Linked DNA regions of Homo sapiens: region 2 is linked to region 1. Evidence: read pairs that join two places in POLR2A ChIA-PET (ENCODE). Cell type or tissue: CD4-positive, alpha-beta T cell. All regions are shown on one strand.

Region 1 (5,000 bases):
CAAATATCATTGGGATCTAGATTTAATTCATGTTATAAAGAAAGCACTATATTTAATTTGTTCACAAAAGACCTAGAACCTCGTAGAAATGATGGTGTTGAAGTGAACTTTTAACATTAAAATAAGGTCTTTATTTTACAATTTTTTAAATATGTGATCAATCACAAACATGAACAAACTTTCAATGCTCCAGTGTTCTACTCTGAATGAGAAAAGTTGGAAAGATCATTTTCAGCTTTCAAAAATTTTTGCTTTAATTTTCTCTATTTGGAAATCTTTAAAAATTAGTCAGTTTAAAAGTCCTGGCTGCTTTTAGTCAGAAGGGCCTAAGAAGAGACAAGACTTTTCCCAGGGTATCCAAAGACAGATCCAGAGAATTTAAAGCCTGGACATATTACCTGGACTGAAGGCATTCGTTGCTTGCTTTACTGGTGAGGACTGGGAAGACCTGACTTCCACAGTCCTCTTTCCAAGTGGCAGGAAACAGGACATGCACTATGCCAAGCAGCTTCCAGCACCCATGCAGCACCCTTCCAGCACCTATGCAGCAGTATCCATGCTCTGAAGTGAAGCCTGAACTCGCCACCTCGCCACTGAGGGCTCCCCAGCAGGGCAGGGATGGGACCCTTCCTGGTATCACATGCTCGCTCGCCTCCTGAGTCCTGCATGAACAACAGACTGGATCCCTGTTTTTAGTCTGAGGACACTCATGAGATTTTTCCAAAAATTTTCTTCAGGAGCAGACACTATTGTGAATACCACATAAACAAGCTCTCCCTTTTCCAATTCCTCTTTTGAAAATGGTAGAGAATCAGCATATCTGGCTCTAACTTAACTTGTAAAAAAAATAATAGATTTTTTAAAAAGTTTCAGTTTATCACACTCAACCACAGTTATCTTCCAATGCTACAATGTACACATAAAAAATTAGTTTTCAAAGACTGCCACTTGTGCTTGTTAGGAAAAACTTGTATCTATCCATCCTTTCTATGAAAAAACTCTATAATGCTAAACTTCCAGAGTGACTCTGTACTAGATAGCTTCACAAAACTACAATCTTTGTGCTTACAAAGCTACTTCTACTAGGTAACAACAGAAGCACCGTCATGAACCCTAGTTTCTGAATAGGTACATAGGATTGACACATGCCAGGCTTTAGTTAGACTCTCACGGTGTTTGTCCCTTTACGTCACGGCACATCATACCCTGCAGCTGCCTTTGTGTGCTTATTTGCTGCCAGATTCCTCTGCTAGTGTGTAAGTGCCATGAAGGCAGGATTCATGCCTACGCTGTTCTTGTGTAAGAACTGCTAATGCCAGGGCCGGGTGTGGGGGCTCACACCTGTAATCCCAGCACTTTGGGAGGCCGAGGTGGGCGGATCACCTGAGGTCAGGAGTTTGAGACCAGCCTGGCCAACATCGTGAAACCCCATCTCTACTAAAAATACAAAAATTAGCTAGGTGTGGTGGCGGGCGTCTGTAATCCCAGCTACTCGGGAGGCTGAGGCAGGAGAATGGCTTGAACCCGGGAGGTGGAGGTTGCAGTGAGCCGAGATTGGGCTACTGTACTCCAGCCTGGGCAACAGAGCGAGATTCGGTCTCAAAATAAACAAAAACAAACAAACAAACAAACTGCTAATGCCAGAAAGAGAGGAAGGAGAAGGAAAGGAAGAAAAAAATAAGGTAGAAGGGAGAGGAAAGTGACAGAAACAACAGAGAAGAAAAGGGAAGGGAGGAGGGAAAGAAAAGAGGCAGAAACAGCCACTACACTGGTTTTAGTAAATAGGAGTGACTTTGCAGTTTCATTAGATTTTTCATTCATACAGTTAAAGGTTCCTTGTAGCCATGATCTCATCAAATCTCACAATAACCCTGAGTGACCTTTTAACATTAAACTAAAATGTTTACTTATGGCAGAGATTAGGAATGACTAGTTTCTAGATCTTCCACATTTTATCTGTACATCACTCATGACAGCAGGTAGTTCTGAGACGGACCTCTAAAGTGATCTGTGTGTTCATACAGGTCTGTGTTTCTGTAAGTCAACAGTTTAAGAATTGTGAAAGGCCAGGCGCAGCAGCTCATGCCTGTAAGCCTAGCACTTTGGGAGGCCAAGGCGGATGGATCACTTGAGGCCAGGAGTTCGACCAGCCTGACCAACATGGCGAAAGCTTGTCTCTACAAAAAATACAAAAATTAGCCGGGTGCGGTGACCCACGCCTGTGATCCTGGCTACTCGGAAGGCTGAGGCATGAGAATCACTTGAACCTGGGAGGTGGAGACTGCAGTGAGCCGAGATCGTGCCACTGTACTCCAGCCTGGGTGACAGAGTAAGACCCTGTCTCAAAAAAAAAAAAAAAAAAAAATTGTGATAAATGCCCAGCATTTCCTTCATTTTTATTCACTCAACATGTCTTATAACCACAAAGCCCAGATTTGAACCTTGTATATACTCATGGAAAGGAGAACCAGTTCTCAAGCAACTCTTCTCATTTTTACCAACCACATAAACATGTAGCTTCCGGTAAAACAATACTTCTCATTTTACAAGTTCATTAATCAATAATGAGCAGGCTCAGTGGGGGCACAGGACAACCTGAGCCTGACAGCGAGGAAGGCGGATTTTGTCACGGAGGGAGGGTTCTCATGAAACTCTGGATCTCCCAGCTAGTTGGGGGGCACTAACAAGGGCTGCCCAGAGAGCACGCAAGGTCTCTCCAATCATGCCACAAACCCCGCAATGTCAGGACAAAGGCACCGGTGTTGACAGAGACCTTGGAGTTCATCAGAGAGGTGACATCACCTGCCTAGGTCTCTACTTCCCTGCTCTTTTCCCCAGCAAAACCAACCACACTTTGCATTCCCCATCATTATTAATCCTCCAAACAAGCAACCCGTCCACATAGGAACAAGGAACCTGAGGTGAAGTGAGCCGAACTGGCTTACCCAAGCTCACACAGCGCAGGGCCGTCAGCATTGGGAGGCAGCCCTGGGTCCTATAGGCCTCATGCACGGCCTGCCTTGCTGTCGAGAAAGTCCCAGCCACCGACACAGGCTGCAGGAAACGGCACCAAAGTCACTTGCAGCAGCGCAGAGAAAGTGTGAACAAAGAACCTTTTTTTTTTTTTTTTTTGGGAGATGGAGTCTCACTCTGTTTCCCAGGCTGGAGTACAGTGGGGCACGATCTCAGCTCACTGCAACCTCCATCTCCCAGGTTTAAGTGATTCTCCTGCCTCAGCCTCCCAAGTAGCTGGGATTACAGGCGCCCACCACCACCATACCCAGCAAATTTTTGTATTTTTAGTAGATGGGGTTTTGCCATGTTGGCCAGGCTGGTCTCGAACTCCTGACCTCAGGCGATCTGCCCGACTTGGCCTCCCAAAGTGCTGGGATTATAGGCATGAGCCACCGCGCCTGGCCTTTTATTTCTAAGGGAAATAAAAGTCCCAGCAGAGCATTCTAGTTTTGAAGCATCTCACCTAGGAACACTAACAGACAGCAAATTTAACCTGCTGAGTGCAGCCCTCATTTGGTCCATTTTTCTTGCCACAACTGCCTACTGCCCTTCTGTCAAGGCAGAGGCAGACATAAACCACTACCATCTGTGGCTGCCCTGGGAACTGTGAGAACTCATGGAAATAATGCGTCCCCTTGTGACTTCACATCGTGCACCTCCTGTGACAACCCTCCCCTCTGACAATTACACTCACACCCAGTTCCCACGTGAACACGCTGAGTCCAGCCTTGGAGATGCAGCTTTTGTCTTGCTGAAACCTTCCAGTTAAATTTCTCCATCAATTTTTCAAATAGTATTATTAGCTGAGGGACTAAAATCTGCCTGGCGTTCTTCTGATGACAAAGGTAACCCATCCCTCCCTGTGCTCCCCATCCTCACGTTGTTTCTAATTCAGATTTTCTTCTCCCTTCTCCTGAATACCTGCATCTTCTTCCTGACTGACATGGCTTTAGGAAACACAGCACATTCACAAACATCTGAAGCCAACTGCAAGGCACCCGTCACTCAGCGAGAAAAGCAGAAAGGTGCCAATTCAGATGGCTGAGCTACTTCGCCTGGGTCCCGACCTGTATCACCACAGGGTCACAGAAATGGAACCTTCTCCGTCACACCTCCTGATGGCAGTCAGCTGTGACCCGCTGAATCCAGGACATCATGCATTCCAGTTTCATTTGCGAGAACATTTCCAGGTCCGGCTGAAGCCTAGTGGCTCCAGCAGAGGTCTCAACCCCTTTGGGATGCTCAGTGGGAGACAGAATCAAGGGCCAATGATCCATGACCTAGTCCTAGTGCCCATGTCAGTTTGTCAAAGGCCCTCAGAGCAGATTGTGTTTTCCCTGGCGGGGGCTTGACTTCTTTGCTTTAAAAAGGATTCTTAAGTATTTATTGCAGTAAAATTAACCACCTTCAAATTTCTGCCAGATCCCCTGGAGGTATATAGCTTATTAACACAAAACAAATGTGACACTTGAAAGGCAGGAGACTTGGTTTCTATTCTCTGGCCCACTACTGACTTATTGGGTGGCTTCAGGCAAATAAGTGAAATCAAGAAGACACCATCTTCAACAAGCACAGAGTGGGCACCTGGCAGGTGAGCAGTGCCCTGTGAGGTCTGGGGCTGGGTTCGGTGGTGAAACTAGGTCAGCACACACAGCCCTTTGCTGGGGGCCCACTGCCTGGGGTAGGATTTTTGTAGCTGGGTTCAAGGTGGACATGCTGAAATGTGACCCTAAAATGTTTGTACTCTTGAAGCTGAAGGAGTGGGAAGAAACCTGTCATTTAAAGAAGGACAGTATGGCCAGGTGTGGTGGCTCACACCTGTAATCTCAGCACTTTGGGAGGCCAAGGTGGGAGGATCACTTGAGTCCAGGAGTTTGAGACTAGCCTGGGTAACATAGGGAGACCACATCTCTACAAAACATTTAAAAATTAGCCAGGCATGGTGGGATGTGCCTGTAGTCCCAGCTACTCAGGAAGTTGAGGCA
Region 2 (5,000 bases), 490 kb after region 1:
TAAGAAATAAAAAAATCAGCTGGATGTGGTGGTGTATGCCTGTAGTCTCAGCTACTCGAGAGGCTGAGTCAGAAGGATTGCTTGAGCCCAGGATTGGAGGCTACAGTGAGCCATCATCACACCACTGCACACCTGCCTGGGCAACAAAGCGCAACCCTGTCAAAAAAAAAAAAAAAAAAAAAAAACTCAAAGAGGAAAAATGTTATTTGAGTAACTACTAGATTTACTTTAGAAATTATAAGAAAGCGTAGCGAGAATGACTATTGTAGTCATGGAATTTTACTCCAGATGGGACCTTTAAAAGAGTAATCTCTTTTTGATAGCTTCTAAGGATTTATTATAGGTTAGTGAAGGTGTACAAAGAAAAATCGGCCTATATCCACACTTCAATATTGACACTAGTTTATAGAAAGCTACAGAAGTACTTTAGAAATACACTTTTAAGCAAATATTTCTACCAAAGAAAATCTGGGGAATTATCCTGTTAGTAGATATTTTAGTTAGAGCCATTTTGTACCTATTTGGAGTGCTTTCTTTTTTTCTTTTATTCGTTATGAATTCTGGGTCAAACTTTATTTAGGCCCATGGTTGATGACAAAACTAGATTTTTCAGCCTTTAAAAGAAATCATGGGTGGTCATTTAATATACAGTTGTCTGTTGCTCAAGTTCTCATGCTTTTCAGTATGTTACCATTGCCACATATAGTGTGGAAACAGTACTAACTATACGTGGACATTGAGGTCGAAAGGATTTCACCAGATTCAGGTGGTCCTTGATATCAGTAATAGAGATGGCATATAAAACATTTGGAGGTGGAATTCCTCTTCTGTTTTTTTGTTTTTATTTTTTACGTTCAAAAAATATGTTTCCAAGAAGAGCTATCTGAAACCTTTTGTCGACATTTTGATATCTTAGTACAGAAATAGGGATAGAAGTGATGATTCGTTTTAAATTTATCATTCACTATAGAGGGGAAGACTAGAAGGACACATACCAAAATATTGACGTTAGTTACGTCTGGTGGTACAATTACCAGTGATTTAAAATTTTTTTATTTAAAATGTATTTTTAAAATTTCTACTTAATTATAAGTTGGAGAAAATTTTACTCAACAGCATTCTTTTTAGGAAAAGAACTGTATTTATTTGTGAAGGTGCTTTGGAGTACAAAGTAAAATACTGAGACCTGATTGTAGAAGGAACTATTTTTGTAACACTAAGAGAAATTGTCTCGTTAGCACCAGAGAAATGGAACAAGAAATAGAGATGGCCGGGCACGGTGGCTCACGCCTGTAATCCCAGCATTTTGGGAGACCGAGGTGGGTGGATCACCTGAGGTCAGGAGTTCTAGACCAGCCTGGCCAACATGGTAAAACCCCATCTCTACTAAAAATACAAAAATTAGCCGGGCATGGTGGCAGGTGCCTGTAATCCCAGCTACTCGGGGGGCCGAGGCAGGAGAATCACTTGAACCTGGGAGGCGGAGGTTGCAGTGAGGCGAGATTGCGCCATCGCACTCCAGCCTGGGAGACAAGAGCAAGACTTCGTCTCAAAAAAAAAAAAAAAAAAAAAAAGAGAGATAAATCAGGGGTGTTCAATCTTTTGGCTTCCCTGGGCCACATTGGAAGAAGAATTGTCTTGGACCACACATAAAATACACTAACAATAGCTTATGAGCTTACAAAAAAAATCACAAAAAAAGTCTCTTAATGTTTTAAGTAAGTTTACAAATTTGTCTTGGGCCACATTGAAAGCCATCCTGGGCCTCATGCAGCCCATGGGCCACAGGTTGGACAAGCTTGAGATAAGTGGTAGTAGAGCCAGCAGGATGGCAGAATGCCACATTTCATGACATGACTCTGTCTTTACTCACCAAATTCTTAGAAGTTTTCTCTAGTAAAATTGATTTGGGAGTTGATTTTTATTTACTTATTTTTTGGTAGATACTGGTGAGACAATTAGGTTTGGGGTTCAAACTGAGGTAGGACAGTAGTGAGGCAACTTCTGTGGATTCCAATGTCTGGAAGCAGAAATATGAGGAAACATGCCCTGGAACTCAATAGGAAAAGCTCTGAACTTTCACAAGACTGAAATTATGGTTCAGGTTAAATTAAACAGGTCTCTAGTTGTGACTGGGTAATCCAGGACTCTGATCAAGAGAAAACAAAAGAAATCAGAAAATACTATTCAGAAGTCTAACAACTTTCATGCCTTGGCATTCCCAATCTTTTATTTCAGCTAGCTATTGCTGTCGATTTTTTGTTCTGTTCTCAGTCCTTTGGCTATTTCATGTTTGTTTACATGAAGCTTCATGAATAGATTTTAAGGGAGCCCATGATAGTCTTTAAACGGTGTGCAAAATTTTTGTTTTTGTGTAGTTTTCTGGGAAGATTCATTACATATATATATGTATATATATATATATATATTTTTGTTTTTTTTTTTTTTTTGAGACAGAGTCTCGCTCTGTTGCCCAGGCTGGAGTGCAGTGGCATGATCTCGGCTCACTGCAACCTCTGCCTCCGGGGTTCAAGTGACTCTCCTGCCTCAGCCTCCCGAGTAGCTGGGATTACAGGCGCCCGCCCAGCTAATTTTTGTATTTTTAGTAGGACATTGTTGTGCCATGTTGGCCAGGCTGGTCTTGAACTTCTGACCTCAGGTGATCATCCTGCCTTGGCCTCCCAAAGTGCCAGGATTACATACATGAGCCATCGTGCCTGGCCTCATTACAGATATTCTTAAAGGACTTAATCCCTATCTTAATTGACATTTTATGGTAAGTACTGCTGAACCAGGTATTCAAATAAAGTGTCTTCATACAGGTGATATTCATTATTGAACTGATATTATTACAAAGTAAAACATTGCCACCTTTCTACTACTCTTGGTTTTTTTTCCAGAATTTTTGTTGCTAGATCAGAGGTATGTGAGAAAGAGAGTGGGAAGAGGTGAAGTCAGAGAAAGAGAGTGGGAAGAGGTGAAATCAGAGAAATAGCTGGGGGCACAAACTGTGTTGAGTTTTTTAGGACTTTGTTTAGGACTTTAACCTACATGCAGAGTGAAGTGGGAAGCCATTGTTGGGTTTAAGAAATGCTATGAACTGACCTTGCATTTTAACAAAACAAATTGAGTGAAGGGCAGCGAGTCCTTTAAGGATCCTATTGCTCACCTGAGAAGTGATTATAGCATTGGCTTATACTAGAATGGTAGTAGTAATGTTGAAAATTGGTCACATTTTGGATGTATTTTAAAAGGTATCATATAAATGCTAAATGACGAGTTGATGGGTGCAGTACACCAACATGGCAAATGTATACATGTGTAACAAACCTGCGTGTTGTGCACATGTACCCTAAAACTTAAAGTATAATTAAAAAAAAAAAAGATAGTATGTGGAATGAGCCCATCAGCTGGCTGCTTATGAAAGAGTAGCTATTAGTGAGTATGAGAAGGTGAAAGAGAAAAAGAGAGAGGGGGAGCACATGGTGGCAGGGAGAGAGAGAGAAACTAGAAAAAAAAAGGTATCATATAGAGCTGACAGGATTTTTTGATGAACTGGATGAGAAGTGTGAGAAAAAGAAGCTAAGGATGACTTAAAGTTTTGACCTGAGCAATTAGAAAAATGGTGTAACCATTCTCTAAGATGGGTACAACAAGAGGATCCAATATGGTAATATGGTGGGTTGTTCAGCAACTTGATTTTAGACAAGTTAAGTCTGAGATGCCAATTAGACATCTACATAGGTATGTCAAGTAAGCAGTTGGATATATTAGTTTGAGGTTCAGGAGATAGATCTAACCAAAGTAATAATTCCCTCTACATTTATGTAACACTGTTCAAACCATTATTACTACAATAATTTCCACATTGTTTTAGAGTTGTTCACACAAGTATTGTATATACCATTGCTGTCTCTCCAGCTTCCCAGCCCCCATGGACAAGGGGGGAAGGACAGGGATCTTGCCTTATTTATTTTTATGACTATAGAGGCTAGAATGGAGTAGATGTGCACTAAATATTTGTTGGATTGGATCAAAGTTTTAAAATTCATTTTCCTTTGAGTAGAAAGAAAAATATTTACCTGGAAACTGTATTCAGATACTGCTGTAAACCTTGATAAGTAGATCAGGTTATTATGTCATTTATTATACTAATATTTTCTGTGGTGGATCTGTTTTATTGGTTATATTCGAACATATTTAAATTTTCAGATTCTACTTGTTATGCCATTTAGACTATGCTTCCCAAAGCTGTAATTATCATTACTTCGGGATCTAGGTAGAAAAACTAAATATAGAGCTTTGCATTTGTTAAAGTAAAATTTGTTGCTTTCTGAACTTGGTTTGGGCTCAAGTGCACAATCTGGTGTATCCTTGGGTTTTTCTCTCCAAAATTTCTTCTGTGTTTCTATTATGACTATTAGTAGCATAATTTACTGAGGGCTTTCATATACTCTAAGTATCTATTTAATCATTTAGGTACCATAGCCCTGTTATTGATCAGCAGTTACCTTAATTATCAGGTTGATCTTAATCACTTTCAAAGAGATTGTATTTATCATCAATCTTTGAAAGAACCTTTCTAGTCAGATCTTAATGATATGGCAGCCACATATAATAGGTAGGTGTTAAGTTTGTGGGAAGGAGAGTTGGGTGTCTGACATCCCTGGGATTGAATCCTGGCTCTACCCCTGACTTCTTATTCGATCTTGAATGAATTGTATTGATTAAAATGGTGATAATAAACTAAGTAATTGTGAGAGTTAAATGAAATAATGTATTTTGTATGTGCATATATTATTTATATAACATGCATTTGATATGCCATATATTAATATGCAGCAGTGATTAATTATGCTGAGAGAATTTTATATGACTCAAAGGAATTTTCTTTTGTGTGTTTTTTGCATAATTTGACAAAATTTCACTATGGAAATGTTTTAAAGTAATTAAAAAGTTTGTGAAAAAGTTTAAAACAACTTGAAAAGCAGTGTTGAGGG

What was found. ChIA-PET counts read pairs that join two places held together with the same protein. Peaks named below come from ENCODE experiments on the same cell type or tissue, not always from the same donor. Only the 100,000 strongest peaks of a DNase experiment are listed, where the experiment ranks them.
Region 2: POLR2A ChIA-PET joins it to region 1 with 5 read pairs; 6 of 35 experiments call an interaction of 5 or more read pairs at or near these places.

Annotation. Positions count from the first base shown.
Region 1 is chr7:130,923,594-130,928,593 of GRCh38, forward strand. The region is part of intron 6 of LINC-PINT (long intergenic non-protein coding RNA, p53 induced transcript); the gene reads right to left. Among named protein-coding and RNA genes, the nearest start is that of LINC00513, 13 kb to the left of the region's middle. In CD4-positive, alpha-beta T cell, no CTCF peak of the experiment used is centred here; a DNase peak (open chromatin) is centred at 3,028; H3K27ac peaks cover 2,023 bases.
Region 2 is chr7:131,416,819-131,421,818 of GRCh38, forward strand. The region is part of intron 8 of MKLN1 (muskelin 1); the gene reads left to right. Among named protein-coding and RNA genes, the nearest start is that of MKLN1, 91 kb to the left of the region's middle. In CD4-positive, alpha-beta T cell, no CTCF peak of the experiment used is centred here; no DNase peak of the experiment used is centred here.